4 separate regions of the Homo sapiens genome follow, and regions 2, 3 and 4 are each linked to region 1. Evidence: chromatin loops called from intact Hi-C (ENCODE). Cell type or tissue: A673. All regions are shown on one strand. Links, peaks and the distances in the headings refer to the core of each region. The heading gives the core; the rest is flanking DNA. Region 1 has its middle 100 kb from the start of MIR920. Region 2 has its middle 84 kb from the start of SOX5-AS1. Region 3 overlaps LOC124902897. Region 4 has its middle 13 kb from the start of LINC00477.

What was found. Hi-C counts contacts between places; a loop is a spot of excess contacts. Peaks named below come from ENCODE experiments on the same cell type or tissue, not always from the same donor. Only the 100,000 strongest peaks of a DNase experiment are listed, where the experiment ranks them.
Region 2: a loop joins it to region 1, with 16 times the contacts of the local background. A loop is called at or near these places in 2 of 110 quality-filtered maps.
Region 3: it touches region 1 in a loop (2.5-fold over the local background); 9 of 110 quality-filtered maps call a loop at or near these places.
Region 4: it touches region 1 in a loop (9-fold over the local background); 18 of 110 quality-filtered maps call a loop at or near these places.

What each region holds. Positions count from the first base shown.
Region 1 is chr12:24,107,093-24,111,651 of GRCh38, forward strand. It overlaps a transcript of SOX5 not described here. Among named protein-coding and RNA genes, the nearest start is that of MIR920, 100 kb to the right of the region's middle. In A673, for the core only: a CTCF peak has its summit at 2,523; a DNase peak (open chromatin) is centred at 2,529; H3K27ac peaks cover 1,370 bases.
Region 2 is chr12:24,305,163-24,309,721 of GRCh38, forward strand. It overlaps a transcript of SOX5 not described here. Among named protein-coding and RNA genes, the nearest start is that of SOX5-AS1, 84 kb to the left of the region's middle. In A673, for the core only: no CTCF peak of the experiment used is centred there; DNase peaks (open chromatin) are centred at 2,159 and 2,779; H3K27ac peaks cover 3,940 bases.
Region 3 is chr12:24,726,190-24,730,748 of GRCh38, forward strand. All of the region lies in intron 1 of LOC124902897, which reads left to right. Among named protein-coding and RNA genes, the nearest start is that of BCAT1-AS1, 91 kb to the right of the region's middle. In A673, for the core only: a CTCF peak has its summit at 2,372 (motif pointing left); a DNase peak (open chromatin) is centred at 2,382.
Region 4 is chr12:24,594,954-24,599,512 of GRCh38, forward strand. No RefSeq gene overlaps it. Among named protein-coding and RNA genes, the nearest start is that of LINC00477, 13 kb to the left of the region's middle. In A673, for the core only: CTCF peaks have their summits at 888, 1,089, 2,036 and 2,236; DNase peaks (open chromatin) are centred at 918 and 2,038.

The DNA.
Region 1 (4,559 bases), core at 317-4,316:
CTGTGCCTAAATCTGTTACTACTGGATACCTAATAATCCTCTTCTCTAATCCTTCCAACCAAATTTTGTTTCTTCTACCCAGAGTATGTTATGCCTCATGACAACAAGCTCTTACAATCCACCTCAAACACAACCAAAATGTGAGTATCTTTGGGGCAGCCACTCTCTTCTTATTTTTACCATGCATGTATTAGTTAATAAATACTTTCTATATTCTTAGTGTGTTTTAGATTATAGTCCAAGGAAGAATGATTGAGTTGCTAACACTATTTAGACCTTCTGAATATACCTCATTTATAAATACACTAAATGGGAAAGGGAATTTGTTTCATTCAAAAAAGTGGAAGTAGAAATACTTTTTGTCTTTATAGGGTATACAGAATTTTAACAAACTGCCACTTACACATTACTTAATTTTAAAGTGGACAAAGCCAGGGCTTCTTGAAACAAACAAACAAACAAACATAAAACCCAAAAAACAGCCTTAGTGTTTCATTGGTGTTTAGTGGAAGTGTGTTTTATTCTCTCTAAGCTAAAGCTCCCTAAGGAAGGGTTTAAAAGGAGTTCCTGCATCTTTAACGTAAGAGGATGAAGACCTTGATATGACGAAAGGACAAAGCTAAGATTACAGGGGAGAGAAAAGAATTGAAAACAATCAATGTGTTGATGCCGGGCTTAAAGAGGGTCACTGAGAGATCAGCTTTACCTGCATCTGTTCCTTAATTAAAACGAGAAAGATGACAGTGTCCACTACTCATCACTATGGTAACATTTAAATATCAGGCAATTTTGACCAGCAGACCACTCAAAAGCAAAGCCAAGTGAATGGTTAAGTAAATTCATACAGTGTATAGGCTGCAAATACGTGTGGCAGAGCTTCAAATAAAGTTTTAAAATCAAGTCAGATGTTAATTTTCTTCAGGCATCTTGTAAATTGGAAATATTAAAGAGAACTTGCTAATGAAAAGGCAGAATAGGACAACATATTTGTGAAGGGGAAGTCTTTTAAAAGAGCTTTTGAACAGATTTCCATTGTTTCTCTGTGTAAGTTGCATTACATTATCTTTTGCCTTTCACCGTTTCAGTGATCCAAGCTATATCCACCCTAATTGTCGAATAATTTCCATTGTTCACTTTGTTCCATTTTTATTCTGCAGAAATCTATTTCACTTACATAAATTATTGTTTGTGGATGTTTTTTGTTAATTATAGTTTTTCCATCCTTTTTTTATTCCTATTTCCTATCTCCTCATTTAATTCATGCATCATCATTACTGTCATCAAGAAATGTTCATCACTGAAAAATGTAGCTTTATTTTCAATAAATTAAGCAAGACTTACAGAACTTCTCTTTTCTGAATGATGTGATTTATCATTGATTAGTCTATCACACACTACATTGTTGACTTCTGTCAAGTTAACTCTCTAATTATTTGTTCTATAAGTATCTTTATAAGTACACAGAATAGGAAAAAGTTTAAAATGACATTAATTATAGCCTATTAACAAATTCAGAAATCCTATCTTTACAAGTGGAATAGACATTTGTTTTATATTTTATCTGGCCTTTCATAATATCAGAAAAATTCTCAAACATGACTCTGATATACTGTATATGCAAAATGCATTTTATTAACAGAGTTCTCTCCTCTACCAGTGTTTAAGTCCTTTATGAAGAAACAGGCTGTTTTCCTATTCAAATGATACCTTTCTCAGAACAGAACCAGTTCCATAAACCATCAACTTATTGTACAATGAAGTGAAAGTAATAACACTGTTTGCTTAGGCAATATGATGTTCTACTGATATTGGGTTCATTATATAGTCATCATTAACATGATTTTTACTTAAAGATGGTTTCTAGCTCTTTGTAGCTAGCAATATTTGAAGTTTTTGCCACATCACAGGTATTTATTCTGCTTCTCTTATTTCCAATGTTCTGAATAGTAGCATATTTGAAACCTGCAGACCTAATGTTTTAACAACATTTTACAAAATCCAAATGAATCTTTATTTCTAAAGTTTATTATCTAGGTACTATAAATAGATACCTTGTATGTCTTATTTTGAGAGTATGTCTTTAAAGAGTAATCAATTTTCATGTCATCAATTTCTTTCACTTGCTATTCTTGCTTTAACAAATCTAACTGGAGATCAGATATATAGTAGCATCAGGTTACATAGACTACTTTTAAACTGTTAGCCAATTTAAGTGAGAAAACCACAAAATAATTGGTAAAAATCCTTTTCTTTAAATAGTGTTTTGAAAAACTACAAAAGCGTTGCACCAACTTTTGTTTAAGATATTTATCTTTATCTAAGTTTAAAGAATTATGCACTTCTACCACTTTCTGCCTCATTAAGGCTTCCTAAAAAGGTAATTTAACCACTTGGAGTTCCTTTATTAAAAATAGTAAAGACAGTTTTGATCTTGTACAACACTTCTGAAAGTGAGAAACAAGTAACAAAGTCTCACCCACCATCACCTGCTTCTTTATGCAAATATCGAAGCTAGCTGCATCTCATATCCACTAGGGGGATCATTACACAGTAAAAATAGATTGATCTCTTTATAGGTGTTTTACTTTCCCACTTAATAGCACAAAGAAGAAAATTAGTTTTAAACAACAACAATGAAAATCATTTCAACAGAACTAGTGGTAAAATATTTTTAAAATATCAGATGTTGAAAATATTTTCATTTATTTTAAAAAGCTATTATTTTAAAGTCCACATTTGGAAACTAAGCCTACAGTCCATGTCCTAGTTTCCAAAAAATAAAGACAGAAGCAGAGTCTTTGCAAAACATACGTCCACAAATTCAAATATGCCATAGCCATTAAATTTACTTTAACGCTAATTTCATTAAAATTTTTTCTGATGACACATTGTTAGAATAATGATGAGGTTTCAACATGAATTTTGGAGGACACATTCAGATCATAGCAATGATGTTCACACTTTAAAAAACAACTTACAAAAGTCCTTTACTGCATCCCTTTGCCTATAAGAGGCTACCACTTACCAGTGGTCCCTCAACAGTTTTGGTCTATGGATTGTTTAAGCAAGAAAATAGAACTAAACATTCTATAAATCAACTATCTTGCACCATTCTCTTGCCAACACCAATAAAGCTTTCAAAACTTCATGACAAACCTACCCTCGCTCTAAAGAAACCTAATGAGTTGCTATCATGTAAGAGAACATTACAAAATCATAGAGAACAACAACAACGCAGTCATCTTTACCATCTACCTACCATTCATTAATCTAGATGATGACCATCTCTTATTCAATTTTGTACAGTCAACCTAAGTCCCACATCAAGTGCTTGCTAAAAGTTTGATAAACAAATGGATGACTGATCTGGGAAGAGACAATAACAACCACTCATTTCATTATGATCCAGATATATAGGGAAATGCTGCACTTTTAAATATCTCTGTAAGGAATGTATTAGAAGTGCCTCATTGATGAACATTATTTTCCTAATTAAGAAGGTATGGATTTAGGCCAGGCATGGTGGCTCACGCCTGTAATCCCAGCACTTTGGGAGGCCGAGGCGGACGGATCACGAGGTCAGGAGATTGAGACCATCCTGGCTAACATGGTGAAACTCCGTCTCTACTAAAAATAAAAATAAAATAAAATTTAAAAAATTAGCTGGGCATAGTGGCAGGCGCCTGTAGGCCCAGCTACTCGGGAGGCTGAGGCGGAAGGATGGCGTGAACCCAGGAGGCGGAGCTTGCAGTGAGTTGAGATCGTGCCACTGTACTCCAGCCTGGGCGACAGCGCGAGACTCCACTTCAAAAAAAAAAAAAAAAAAAAAAAAAAAAGAAGGTATGGATTTAAAGAATCCTGATGACTTCGTTCTCAAATTTTACGCTAAGCCAGGATTTCTCGACCCTTGGCATTAATACTTTGGGTCCAACATGTCTTTACTGTGGGAGACTGTGATATGCATTGTAGGGGGTATAGCAGCATCTCTGGCCTCTCTACACACTAGATGCCAATAGCATCCCCCAACTGGGAAAAGCAAAAATGTCTCCAGACATTGCCAAATGTCCCACGGGAGGTAAAAATCACCCCCCATTGAAAACACTGCTCTAAGCAAACCACATTTCTAAACTTGAATCACCAAGAAAAATCTGGAAAAGGCTTCAGGGAATATCTTACACATTACCTAACACCTGTCAAAGGGCAAAGATGACAGTCATCATCTGTACTCATGCTTCAAGGAATGAAGAATTTATACAATGCATCCTGTGAGTATCAGACTAGTCAACACTGTCAGATCTTGTGCTTACCAAGTCTGACTAAAACAATTACCAAAAAGTCATGCTTTAGTATCATTAAAAACTGAAATGAAAGGTAATACTGTATTGGTTATTTCAATACCTAACAAATTTGTGCATATCATTAAGAAATAAATATGTTATCTAGTTTAGCTCAAAATCGATGTTTCTCAAATCCATATATTTTAAAGTCAGAAATTCCAGTAATTCACATTGTAGGCTGACTTCAATCTCTACTGATTCTTAAAACCATGATGTTCCTTA
Region 2 (4,559 bases), core at 267-4,266, 200 kb after region 1:
TATGTCAATAATTATGTTAAATAGTAGAAAATAAAGAAAGTGATATTTCTCAAACACATGAGATTATGTTCTGATGTTTATCCACAGTAAGCACAAGGATCTCTCCAGGGATTGCTAAAAATCCTTGAACACGCCTAAGTGTAACAAAGAGAGATGTCAATCCTTAGAACTGCACCCAATATGCTTTGTGACAGTGATGGTGATTCTGTTGGACAGCTTGTCTACAGAGATGGGGGTTCATGAATCATTCCTGAAATATCAGGGTCTTGATGAAAATGAGTTTTGCCTTTAAATTCCATAAGCAGATAAAGAGTGTCTGCTACGAGGGAGAGGGAGGCAGCCTCATTGGATTTGGCTAACAAGTTTAATCTTTGCGAGATTTCTAAGAGAAAACCTAGAAGATGGAAAGGCAGTGAAAAATATTTTATTTATTTGTGTGTGTGGTTTTTTTTGGAGACAGAGTCTCGCTCTCTCGCCCAGGCTGGAGTGCAGTGGCGCGATCGCGGCTCACTGTAACTTCTGCCTCCCAGGTTCAAGTGATTCTCCTGCCTCAGCCTCCTGAGTAGCTAGGATTACAGGCACCCGCCGCCACGCCTGGCTAATTTTTGTATTTTAATAGAGATGGGGTTTTACTTTGTTGCCCACGCTGGTCTTGAACTCCTGAGCTCAGGCAATCTGCCTGCCTCGGCCTCCCAAACTGCTAAAATTACAGGCGTGAGCCACCGCGCCCAGCCGATGAAAGATATTTTAAAGATCTCCACCTCAGAATCCACACTTATTTTAAAAAGCAAATCAAGACCAAACAAAAACAACCCTATAGAACTCTTCCTGCAAAGGGATGGGTTCTGCCCAAGGAACGTGAGGATCAGAAAATATAGATCTGACCTGTTTTGAACAGGTTTCAGCAGGTGCAAATTGTGTATCACTCTCTGCTTAAGAGATTGTCAGACTGAGTCCCACACCCATAGAAAATTCTCCTGAAAGTGGAATTCAGGGCTGGCAGGAAATGATAAAGGCGGGGAAAGTGGGCGTTTGCTGTTCACCTCTGAGGAGCCAGGGAAGCCAGGCACAAGTTGGGTGATGCCTGCACCGCCAGCTCTGATCTGGAGATAAAGAAGACGAGACCTGGCACAGCAGTTCAAAGCTTGCTGTAATGTTTTTAGAATGCCAGCAGCAAAGTGACTCCAAAAGGACAAATGGGCAATGGCCCTCAATCTATGATTCTGCCACCGAAGTGTGGACTGGGGTCATGCAAAGATTGTTATTTCCATAAAAAAAGCAGAGAGCGCTCTGGCCACTTTGACAAGAGAAAAAATTTCTTACACTTTCCCATGACCATAAGGAAGTGCAATCAATCTTCTTCAGGCTTTGCTTGCAGGGAAGATGAATGTTTGTTGTGCCTAGATGGCACCCACAAAGAAGCCCACATCCAGCAAGGAGAAAGACAAAGAATGCTGGGAGAGGCAACGCTGAGGCCACTTCTGGGGGCTCAAAACATGGAGCATTTTCCTCTCACATCCAAGATAGCCAAAACCCAGAGAGGGGAGAGAAAGGGGCAAAAACATCCTTTTGGAGACAAACCCCAAGTAAGAAGGTAGGTGGGGATGATAGCCACCCTTCTACTCCTACCCCTAAATGTGAACAAATGTCACAAATGCCCAAATCCCAGCTTGAGTGCCCAGACTAAGGGCAAGGCAGCTACTATGAGAAAGGAGAGAACACAGCTGGAGACACTGGGCAGCCTGTTCCCTCCACCAAATTATATAATGTCCATCACCTTCTGCCAAGGACCAATGCTCACCTTCCAAAAACTACACGATGATTAAAGATGGTGGCTGAGCAGGAAGATCGCTTGAGCTCAGGAGCTCAAGACCAACCAGGGCAACATGGCAAAACCCCATCTCTACAAAAATTACCAAAAAAAAATTAGCTAGGCATGGTGGCATGCACCTGTAGTCCAAGCTTGGAACAGGAGAACTTAACTAACATATTAAGTACAAATTGTGCAAGAACTTTCACACACGTCGTCTCATTTCATCCCCACCAGGGTCCTCTGAAAGAGGCATTATTTTTCCTATTTACTAGTGAGGAAATAGAAGCTTAGAGAGATTCAGGGATTTAGTCAAAATGTCATAATCCTTGAAAATATAGACTGTCTTTTTTCATTTACATACTTGCATACATGTTTATACTTGTATACACAGACTCTGACTCAATAAATGGGCCAAATGGAAGAACTGGGATCTGGCAGAGACAGTGTCTTTCTCATTTAGTACTGTATAGCTGGAAAGGAAGGAAGGAAGGAAGGAAGGAAGGAAGGAAGGAAGGAAGGAAGGAAGGAAGGAAGGAAGGAAGGCCGGCCCCCCCACCCACCCACTCACCCACCCTGGGTCAAAAGGTCAAACATGCACTTGACCTCTCAAGTCGCCCATTTGGCCCTCTTCCAAGTGTACTTTACTTGGTTTCATTCCTGCTCTAAAGCTTTTTAATAAACGTTCACTGCTTCTCTAAAACACATACAAACACAAACACATACATAGCATAATATGGCTCTACAGAGACACAGAAAAAGTATTATTGGATTCTTCAGGTGGCCTAATGGAAGGAAGGAAGGAAGGAAGGAAGGAAGGAGGGAGGGAAGGAAGGAAGTTAGTTTGTACTTCAAGCCTCATTCTCTTTCTAGTTTGGAGAATTACTGTTATAGTAGGTAGCTAGTCAGGCATGAACAGGGCAGGAGAGGGCTCCCCCAACCCCACCAGGAATGTCAGGAGACCATCAGGTGATGGTCACGCAATTGTTACACTGTCTGTCTAAAATAATACTTGGTCACAGCTGGTACCAGGAAAAGGCAGTCTCCCAGTAGAAAAAAAAAAACAGAAGCTGGTGATAAGCAGCTTCCCGATAAGATCTCTGCAGTTAGGTGAGTGTGCTCAAGCATGCCTATTAAGAGGCAAAATGGAGAAGTTTAACTGGTGTATGACCTTCTAGGGACATTCTGCTGGTAAGGGGAGAATGCCTCAAGTGAGCATGCGTAGAACTCCAGTGAACACACTGCTCCCCTCCCAAGTGCTGGCAGGCCACTGTGCATGCGGACAGTCCACCTCAAGGGAAGAACCAGGGAAAAAGTAACGCAAGACCCGGGAAGTATATGCCAACATATAAAAGCCCAAGTCAAAAGGTCAAACATGCACTTGACCTCTCAAGTTGCCCGTTTGGCCCTCTTCCAAGTGTACTTTACTTTGTTTCATTCCTGCTCTAAAGCTTTTTAATAAATGTTCACTGCCGCTCTAAAACTTGCCTCTGTCTCTCCTTCTGCCTCATCTCACTCAGGCAAATTCTTTCTTCTGAGGAGGCAAGAATCGAGGTTGCTGCAGACCCATTTGGATTTGCCGCCACTAAGATACTTTGTGGTACCACGTGACTTGGATAACACTACTAGACTGATGTCCTATCAACTTGGTATTCACAACATCTAGCACATTACCTGGCACTCAGAAGCGCTCAACAAATGCAGACTGACTATGGTCACCTGCTGAAATTTAAAAAAAGTACACAAAAAACTTCCCAGCACACCCATAGACTCCCAGTGGCAAAGTAAATATAAGTTGATGATCAGGTCAACAACTAAATCTGAGAAGCTGAAACGTCTACCTATGGAAAATTGAGCATTGAGTGTATATGGACAGTGCCCTGACAGAAACTCACAAACACATACACAGCACACTATGGCTCTACAGAGACACAGAAAAGTATTATTGGATTCTTCAGGTGGCCTAATCCCATACCATTTTGTACCTTAAAAGTAAAGGTCAGAGCAGTGAACTGAATCAGCAATGAATGTGAAAAGCAATGCTGTTAATATCCAGAGACACTGAATTCATACATCCCTCCTCCAAAAGGGCTGGGATTTTTCAAATAGAAACTGCAGAGAGCAGTAGAATTATGATATCCTTGTAGATAGGATGTTCTACTTCACAAACATGGCCATATTCTTATTTTCTTCTTCCTTGGGGAGCCTCCATCTCAAGATAACTTTTAAATAGAAACAACCGGCTTTTCAGCAGAGCCTGATTATCAATTTGCACCTCTTGCAAAGGAAGGCCTAGAATTCTATTGTTTTGTTAATTGTCAATTTGCATCTTTGAAAGGTGTTGCATTTTCTCTTCTTTCTAGCAGGTTAAGACTAATTCTGTATGTTAATAAATATTATAAACACTTTTCACGAAAAATGCTGTTTGCTGAGAAGTAAGCTATTATTGTTATTCTCCATTTCCCTCTACTTAATTACACATTACATTTTAAAGTTGATCTTATCAAAACTAGTTACGCTCTTATTTAAAATGTTTTTTCTTCAGAAAAAAAAACTTTTGCTTTTTAAATCAACATTTAGACAAAATGTTTTTAAGGTACCCATTTTTAATAGACATGAAAAGGATACAAATTAATTAAGGCAAAGTTTCACAAGGACACCTGTGATTTTTAGCTTGGGTAGCTTATTTGGAAATATTTCTTCCTTTGCTTTCTTGTGGTACATATATACTATAAAAATATGAAAAGTA
Region 3 (4,559 bases), core at 421-4,420, 620 kb after region 1:
GAATGATATCTGAAAATAGAAATTAAGTTGAATTTTAGAAGAATGAATGGTAGTTTGCACACCTGAAGTGGGAGCCTGAAATTTAAATCCACCGTATTGCCTTAAAAAAACAAAACCCGAAAACTAAGAACCATAACTGCAGCAGCAGATGTATACATTCATTTAGCCCCTAAGTAGTTAACATTTAAAGTGTCAGATTAAGTTTTCTCCAAAACAATCAAGGGATATTTTCCCATCCCCTTATCTGACCCCCACTAAAGGTTTAAAGCCTAGAAAAAGAAGCCGTCAGATAGAATCACTTGAGCTCTTCCTCTGACGAAACCTCTCATAAAAGAGACTTATGCTATCCATTGTAGAGATCTCAGATATCTAAAATTTAGTGCATTGCCAGGTAGACACTGCATCCGGGGCCTTATCACAAAAGCAGAACTGATATCTAGAAAATACAGAATGCTCAAAACTTTTACTATCTGTCTGTTTATGCATCCTGAAGTCAAAATTTTGTAATCCCAATGAGAAGGAATATAAATTTTTTTTGGAGAGGAAAACAGATTCGAGTAAGTTAATATTATCCTGCACATATATTGTCTGTTCATTGTATTTTATGATTTACCTAAATTTTTTTCCCTCAAAATTAATCTGGTGAAATCACTGCTTTTCCCCCCAAGTGGATATAAAATAGGGTTGTGCATACAGGACTATTATATGTTCGTCCTATTTACAGCCTCATTTTTCTTCTTACTTCCCACACAACCACATCTTTGGCTTTCATGCCTCTATGGCTTTGCTCAACCAGGAGCACCTTTGTCCACTGGGTGTGGGGTAGATTTCTCTTCCTCAGCTAAATCCTCTTTCACTTTCCTCAAGGAGCCCCTCAGTCTCCTTTGCTCCCATCTCATTTTATGTAGGACTCTGGGGTAGCACACATTAAATGAGTGCTGTGGTCTGAATGTTTGTACCCACCTCATAACTCATATGCCAAAATTCCAACCCCTAAAGTGATGGTATTCAGAGATGGGGCCCTTGGGAGGTGATTAGGCCGTGAGGGCAGAGCCTTCGTAAGTGAAATTAGTGCCTTATAAAAGAGACCCCAGAGAGACTCTCATCCCTTCCACCATGTGAGGACACAGTGAGAAGGTACAGTCTGTGACCCAGAAAGGGGGCCCTCACCAGAGAGAGACTCTACCTTGATCTTGGACTTCCCAGCCTCTACAACTATGAGAAATCCATTTCTGTTGTTTATAAGCCACCCATTTGATGGCATTTTGTTTTAGCAACCCCAACAGAGTACGCGACAGTGACCCAGTCCCACTGGGAGCCTTTGTACTTAGTGTCTCTGCTGCCTAGAGTGTTCTTCCCTCCAGACAACCACACAGTTCACTTCTGTACCTTCTTCAGGTCGTTTTGCAGAGAGAGACAGAGACCTTATCTCATGACCCAAAATAAAAATATAGCCAACCTAATCCTCTCCTGGCCCAAGAGGCTTCTCTCCTCTCTCTGCTTTATGTTTTCTCCTTAGCATGTATCGTTATTGAACATACTATAGAGTTCACTCATTTTATGTGTTTATTTTATTTATCTAGATTATTGTCTGTCTACTCTAGTGTAAGATTTTTGGCCATTTTATTTATTATTTACCTTCTTATAACACCTGAAACACAGTAAACTCAATAAATATTTGTTGAATGAATGAATGAATGGGTGAGTGATGATTCTGCTCTTGCAATTACATGCTTATTCCCTTATCCATGTTCTACTCATCCTTATGTTTTCTTCAGCCCTTGGCACAGTGCTGGGTACAGAGAGAGGGTCCACAAATGTTTACTGAGTAAAGGACTGAAGTGAATTCACCGTGCCTTTTTTATAATTGAGATAGGATGGAGATTTCACCCTAATTTATGACATATTTTTATAATACCGTAAAATAACAGTACTTCCTGAGCAAAAGAGGCAGAGCTTTTTCACCAGCAAGTGGAAAGATATAAAGTATCCATAAATTGTTCTGGTAAAAAATGAGTATTTTAATACCTTTTTTTCAGTAAGACAACTCATGAAATTCCACAGCAAATATTTATTGAGTATCTAGTGTTTATTAGGCAGTTTATAATCACTAGGCTTCATACACAGTCAAATAATTTAAAGTCAGCTCCAAAGTGGACTGAAACAATAGAAGATGTAGAAGAGTTTTACTTTAATATTTCTTTAAAAAATATATTTCTGTCTAGAAATTCCAGTACTGTCCATTGGCTGCAAGTGAAGAAAAATAAAACCATAAAGTGAAATTCAAAACTTTAATAAAAGAGCAGAATCTAAAATATAGTAGCAGATAAAGCAGAAATAATAAATGAAACTGGATTGAACAAGAAGGCCATGCCACCTTGTGGGTACTGGGAGTATTTTACCATCCTCAATATCTCTCTACAGAAAGAGTGACCAATTACAGATTAAGAAACTGGGGAAACTTTCACTACCTTTTTCATGGTAAATAAAATACATAGTATTTACTTTTTGATGCTGTAGCCATTGGAAGCAGTTTTTTATCAAAATGCAATACATCTTAAGCCACTTTGATGAAAGAAATAGTCTGCAGGTGATGAGGTTGTAATGTTTTAAATAAAAAATAATCTTTTTAAATGAACTTGAACATCTATTTAAAGATGTGGTCATGTACTCTTTCCTTTTCATTTTTCTGAACAGAAGAGGTACATTGTTAATGAAAGAAAGTGTTTTAATAACAAAATCAACAACACATATACTCCTATGTAATGTCCTAAGGAATAATCGGAAATTTTAATGCCTGTGTAAACTTGTACCAATCCATAGTTTAAAATTTAGTTACAGATATTACGTAATGAGTAACATGATTTTTCCGAAAAATTAAAACTACTAACCATGAGGGTACAAAATGTCTCTGTTGCTTATAGATAAATCTATTATTCTTTTAAAATGAGAATTTGGAAAAAAAATTTTGCAGGTTAACAAGAATATGAAGCAACATAAGGTTTTCTAGAAGGCAAAAAATACAATTAATTGGCCGGGCACAGTGGCTCACGCCTGTAATCCCAGCACTTTGGGAGGCCGAGGCGGGCGGATCACGGGTCAGGAGATCGAGACCATCCTGGCTAACTCGGTGAAACCCCGTCTCCACTAAAAATACAAAAAATCAGTCGGGCACGGTGGCGGGTGCCTGTAGTCCCAGCTACTCGGGAGGCTGAGGCAGGACAATCACTTGAACTCAGGAGGCGGAGCTTGCAGTGAGCCGAGATCGCACCACTGCACTCCAGGCTGGGTGACAGAGTGAGACTATGTCTAAAAAAAAAAAAAAGAATACAATTAATTTTTCTTATAAGAAGACTTGTCGCTGATCTCAAATTAGAATCTTAGAATCATAAACTTTAAAACTGGAAAGTACCTTACATGGGGCAGGAGGACCAATGACTCATTCTAATGAATCCCTAGGCAGCTAAATTATTTCAACTGAGAAATTACCGGAAATCAACAAAAAAACTTCCTTATTGACAAAATACAATAAATAACAAAAACAGAGTTACTAGTATAATTGAATGCTAACTGGAAAGGGTCTTAGAGATCATTGAACCCAGGGTTTCCAAAAGATATCTGTGATACTCTATTCTTAAGAGATATTAAGGTATGTCACCAGACAAAAAAAATTTTGGAAAATACTGTACTAAAGTCAGGCATAGTGGCTCACACCTGTAATCCCAGCACTTTTGGAGGCAGAGGCAGGAAGATCGCTTGAGCTCAGGAGTTTGACACCAGCCTGAGCAACACAGCAACACAGGTGAGACCATGTCCCTACAAAAACAAGAAAAGAAAAGGGAAAAGAAAAGAAAGTTAAACCATGTGTCCAACTGCAGAACATTTCACAGATATCAATATGTCAGTGTACATTTGAACAGCATAGTATGCAGTAATTCTCAATTTATTTTATCACAAAATTACTTTTACTTTTGCAGACAACTTCACAGGTCTGAAGTACAAATTTGGGGAACTCTGAGCTAAACCAATTTCTTATTTTATAAAGAAGGGATTGACACCATGTTGGTATGTGACTTGCCCAACCCAACAAAACTGAATAATAGCAGAGGCAGGACTGGGGGTCAGTTTTCCTTAAAGTCAGGGATTTGTTCTTTGCATCATGTCATACTGCATCATTCTTTCCAAATTGTCATAATTCAAAACTACTGCTCTAAAAAGTAAATGTGTTTTTAAAAAAGTTCACTACAAATGTTTTTTCACAATTTTATGTTGTGTTTTATACAACCATTACCATCAAAGGACCAACATCCCCAACTCAGCCCCACCCCTAAAGCTGACACTTCCCAAATGACATCTTTGTGGTTTCCTCAAAGTGAGACCACCAGATAAGAATAGCAATACAAATTAGTTTGATTAACTATAGTGTTTCTGCCTCTTTGGGGTTCAAACCCAGATGTGTAGTCAAATTGGTTGGCTTCACAATGTTCATTTTGAGAAAGTGTTTTTGACTATAAATGAAGTGATTCAAATATTTAGAGAGAAATTTTCATGCTTACTCA
Region 4 (4,559 bases), core at 151-4,150, 490 kb after region 1:
AATATCTCTGATATATACAGGTGTGCTATTACACTGCAATTATTTGGACACACATTAATTCCTTCCACTGTCCTGGGAACTTGCTGCCCTTTGTAGTCACTGTGTTTTCTCAGTTAAGTGTTGAAAAACAGAGTGGAAAAAAATCTCTCTAGGAGAAAAAAAAAGGATCTTTTTTTACATTTCCACTGTTTGTTGTTATATTAATTAAAGTAAATCATGCACTATAAATAACCATTATAATGTGTATTGAAGATCCTATTTATAGTAAAATAAATTATAGATTACATATAGATGACATGAAATGTGCATGTCATCTATGCATTATTTTTGGTTGCATATAATTTAACTTCCCAGTTATTATAAAACCTTCATTTGAGTTATCACCTCAGTATAATTTATTTTAATGTATATAGTACGAAAATATGTTACTCAGTTTTAAAATAACTGTATTTTTATGGTAATATTCAAGAAAACAATACTTATTTATAGGGTTTGGATCTGTTTGGGATTATTGTTTTGTAAATATTCGTTCTTGTCTATAGCAAAAATTTTTTCATGATGCTGAAAGTCCTTTCTACAAGCCTTTGTTAGCTGTATTTGGAAGATCTCCAGGCAGCACAAATTACTAAGAAACAACACAGGACTTCAAAAGCATGTTTATTTTCACTATAATATGGAATTCACTGTCACACATAGGTATTTTGAGGCCTTAACTCTCACTCATACAATAGGGGGTGTTCCTGTAAAAAGTTGTAATAATTTACCATAATTTTCTTCTTTTGTCTCCAAAGAATTTTTAATAGTATGCCTTCTAGGGGTGGAAAGCAAGAAGAAAAACCTAGTCAGGTACAATTAACTCCTCATGCAATGCAGTGATGCTCCACCAGGGCTGCAGATTAAAGTCGATGCAGAATTTTTAAAAAATTTCCGTGCTGCAACCACTCCAGACCTGCTGAATTCACATTGCTACAGGGGGCCCTCTAGGCATCAATAATTTCAAAAGTTATATGGTGAGTCTGGTACTCACCCATATGAAACCACTACTGCAGCTTTTACTCAAGGGAAATAATCTTTAGGAACCAGAAGTATGTTTTATTTGAGAAAGTAATTAGAATTATGAAAAATATGGTTGATGCAACATACGTGCTTTTTACAAATTATATCTCTTCTTTTCAACAGAACTAATTATTCTGCATTTTGATTAGGCTTCTTCTTATTCATAGAAATAGCTAAACAACTGACCTAATAGCACAGTTAATTATAATCATGAAATTTCATCAATTTGGCTACTGGTTATTTCTAACCAATTATTTTGATTATCTTTTAACAACTAAATAGGATTAGCTATTCTGCAATTCAAACTATTTTTCAGTAGGTTTAAAGAAAAAAACATTCTTGTCTTATTGACTTGGAATTTATTAAAAGAAAAATCATTACCATGATAAACAGTGATAATTATATATTTATATGTAATAAATCAACTCTGCAGTATGTTATTGATCTTCACATATCCCAATCCTTGTACTACTAATCACCTATGTTATATCACATTTCATTTATGTATTTATGATATTTATTATAAACTTCTATAAATCTATTTAATTCTCCCAATATTTCCTAAATATATCTTAAGAAAATAAAAAAGAGATGACCTTCTTCCTTACTGAACGAAACAGACAACAATCCAATTATCAACCCTAATACATTGAAATCAATCACATAAAAAATTGCATAGTATTTTTTGGAATGGTCATGGAAAGCATTACTTTATACAAATTCTCCTCTCACAACTAAAACAAATTTACCCATCTTTACAACCGTGGATTTGGCAAATTTTAGTATCAACAAGAACAACAAATCCTTCTGATCTTTGTGTCACAAATGTTTTCAAAACAACTTTTATGGATGATTTTGGCATCCATTGTATTATATAGTATTTAATTGACCTCATTTCAAAATAAACAAGGTCACTGTGAATTTAAATCATGTCTGGATAATTCCATGGTGTTTTAGGATGGAAGAACATTACCCCCTCTAGTGGATAAAGGCAAAATACATGTCCTTGATGGGTTGAAAAGACAGACTGGGTTTCCTTAAACCATCATCCCCTCTTAAGAGGTTGATGGATTAATTTCCTTACAACATACTTCATTCCAAGCATATTGTTCAGAAAAAGGTGCAATGTCACACATATTTCTTGTATTAAGATGTAAGAATGGTACTTGAAATTGAACACAATGCAATAAGGGAAATGTAATTTGTGCCAGGAGTTCTGTCTCATATTGAAAAGAATGGACTTACAGGACCTCAACCTAAAATGGTTACTTCTAGTGATCAAAGCACCATGCAAGGCATGTTCTTTCTAATCAAGAAAAAGAAAATATACGGAGAAATCAAATTCACATTTCCTCAACTAAGAATGTTTAATTATTAGGTAAACTTGAAATACGGCTTTAAAAATTCAGTTGAATGAGCTAGCCTTTGGACCACAGCATCTTTGTTTATTTAGGAAGTTGTTTAAAGTCCATTATTTATACTTTTCTATAAAAGAAACACATTTGTTTTTAGTTAATAACATAATATATGATATATATGTGTATATGTATCTACACACACACGCACAAATTTGGGAACTGGTTTATTTTCTGGAATTTATCTATCAGCAAATGGTCCATTAAGTTCTGCTCAAATATGAAGATTTAAGGTCATTCAACCCACTGTGATGATTGGCTTTAACTTCAGATAAGTAGAATAAACACATCCCTGCTCAAGTATAAACTAGTTTTGCTTTCCCTATTGTAAATCATCAAAGCCACGTTCTCAAAGCCAGTGTCTGATGAGCGTCTGTCACTATTGCGTCTATTGTGTTTATCACTAGTGAAGTGATGGCATCCTCAGTTACCTCATCACTAATAGACATTGTAAAAATATGCTGTATATGGTTTTGAATTACCCTTGATATTTTCCCCTTCATTAGGCCAACTTTGTTTGACCTATTTAATACACTTAAAAACATTTGCAAAGAGGAAATATCTGTATTTGTACCTACTTATACATACTCTGAGGCAGCCCACATAAGTGAGGCTTATCTCATGTTCTTGGTATCCCTCTTTATTTTCACGTGCATGGCTGTTATCCAATAGGCAAAAAGTTTGGGGGGCAAGATTTTAAGCTCCTTTCATGGAAAAGTAAAATCGTCAGCCAATCACATAAGCTGTATATCAAAATAAATCTGGAAATACTTACAAAGCAATTAATACCTTTATTAACTACCACAAGAGAACATGTTATAATTCACAAAATCATTTACACCTTAGAAGAACTTAAAATGTAGTTGGAGAAAATACTAAGATTGCGTCAACTAGAAGATTTAGTATCAGGAACAAACAGACAAATATATACATTTCTATAGTTGTCAAATAGCAAAGTATTTACAAATTATTGCCTCAGTTTCTTTATCTGTAAAGTGAAAATAAGATCTACTTATGTCACAGAATTTTTGGAAAGTTTTAATAAGACATGTTATTAAAACCAGCAAAGTGTTTGGCATACAACATGAAGTCAATAAATACTGATTTACTTGATCCTCACAAAAACCCTATATGGTTGAGAGGTTAGATATGATAAAACTTAATTTTACAGTAGAAAATCAGACTCAGAGAAGTTTTAAGATCGGTCAGAAGCTACATAAAGCTCAAATTTGTAGCTATGTATGCGTTTGTAAAACCATTATGAGCCATATAGGGAAGGAGAAAAATGAAGAGTGATTTAGAAGTGGTGAGTAAACAATTTTGACTGAAACAGAAGCCTTAAAATGAGTGGCTATACATAAAAAGATGGCAAAATAGACATGGACAATTTTTATTTATTTATTTATTTTTATTTATTATACTTTAAGTTCTGGGATATATATGCAGAACATGTAGGTTTGTTACATAGGTATACATGTGCCATGGTGGTTTGCTGCACCCATCAACCCGTCATCTACATTAGGTATTTCTCCTAATGTTATCCCTCCCCTAGCCTCCACCCCCGCCGACAGGCCCCGGTGTGTGATGTTCACCTCCTTGTGTCCATGTGTTCTCATTGTTCAACCCCCACTTATGAGTGAGAACGTGCCGTGTTCGGATTTCTGTTTCTGTGTTAGTTTGCTGAGAATGATAGTTTCCAGCTTCATCCATGTCCTAGCAAAGGACATGAACTCATCCTTTTTTCATGGCTGCTTAGTATTCCATGGTGTATATGTGCCAGATTTTCTTTATCCAGTCTATCATTGATGGGCATCTGGGTTGGTTCCAAGTCTTTGCTATTGTGTACAGTGCTGCAATAAACATACATGTGTACCATGCTAAGGAGTTAGGATTTTCTCTGAAGCTCAGCAGGGTCAAAGGCCTGTGGCAGCACAAATTGTAATTGAGGTACAAGAAGGGTCTGAAGCTAAGTTTTAGAAGTCTTTACATTGCACCAAAAGTGTGAACAACATGATCAAAATGATACTATAGTGGCAGTTTTCAGAAGGGTTAGGAAGGCAAAAAACACTGACAGCAGGGAAATAAGTT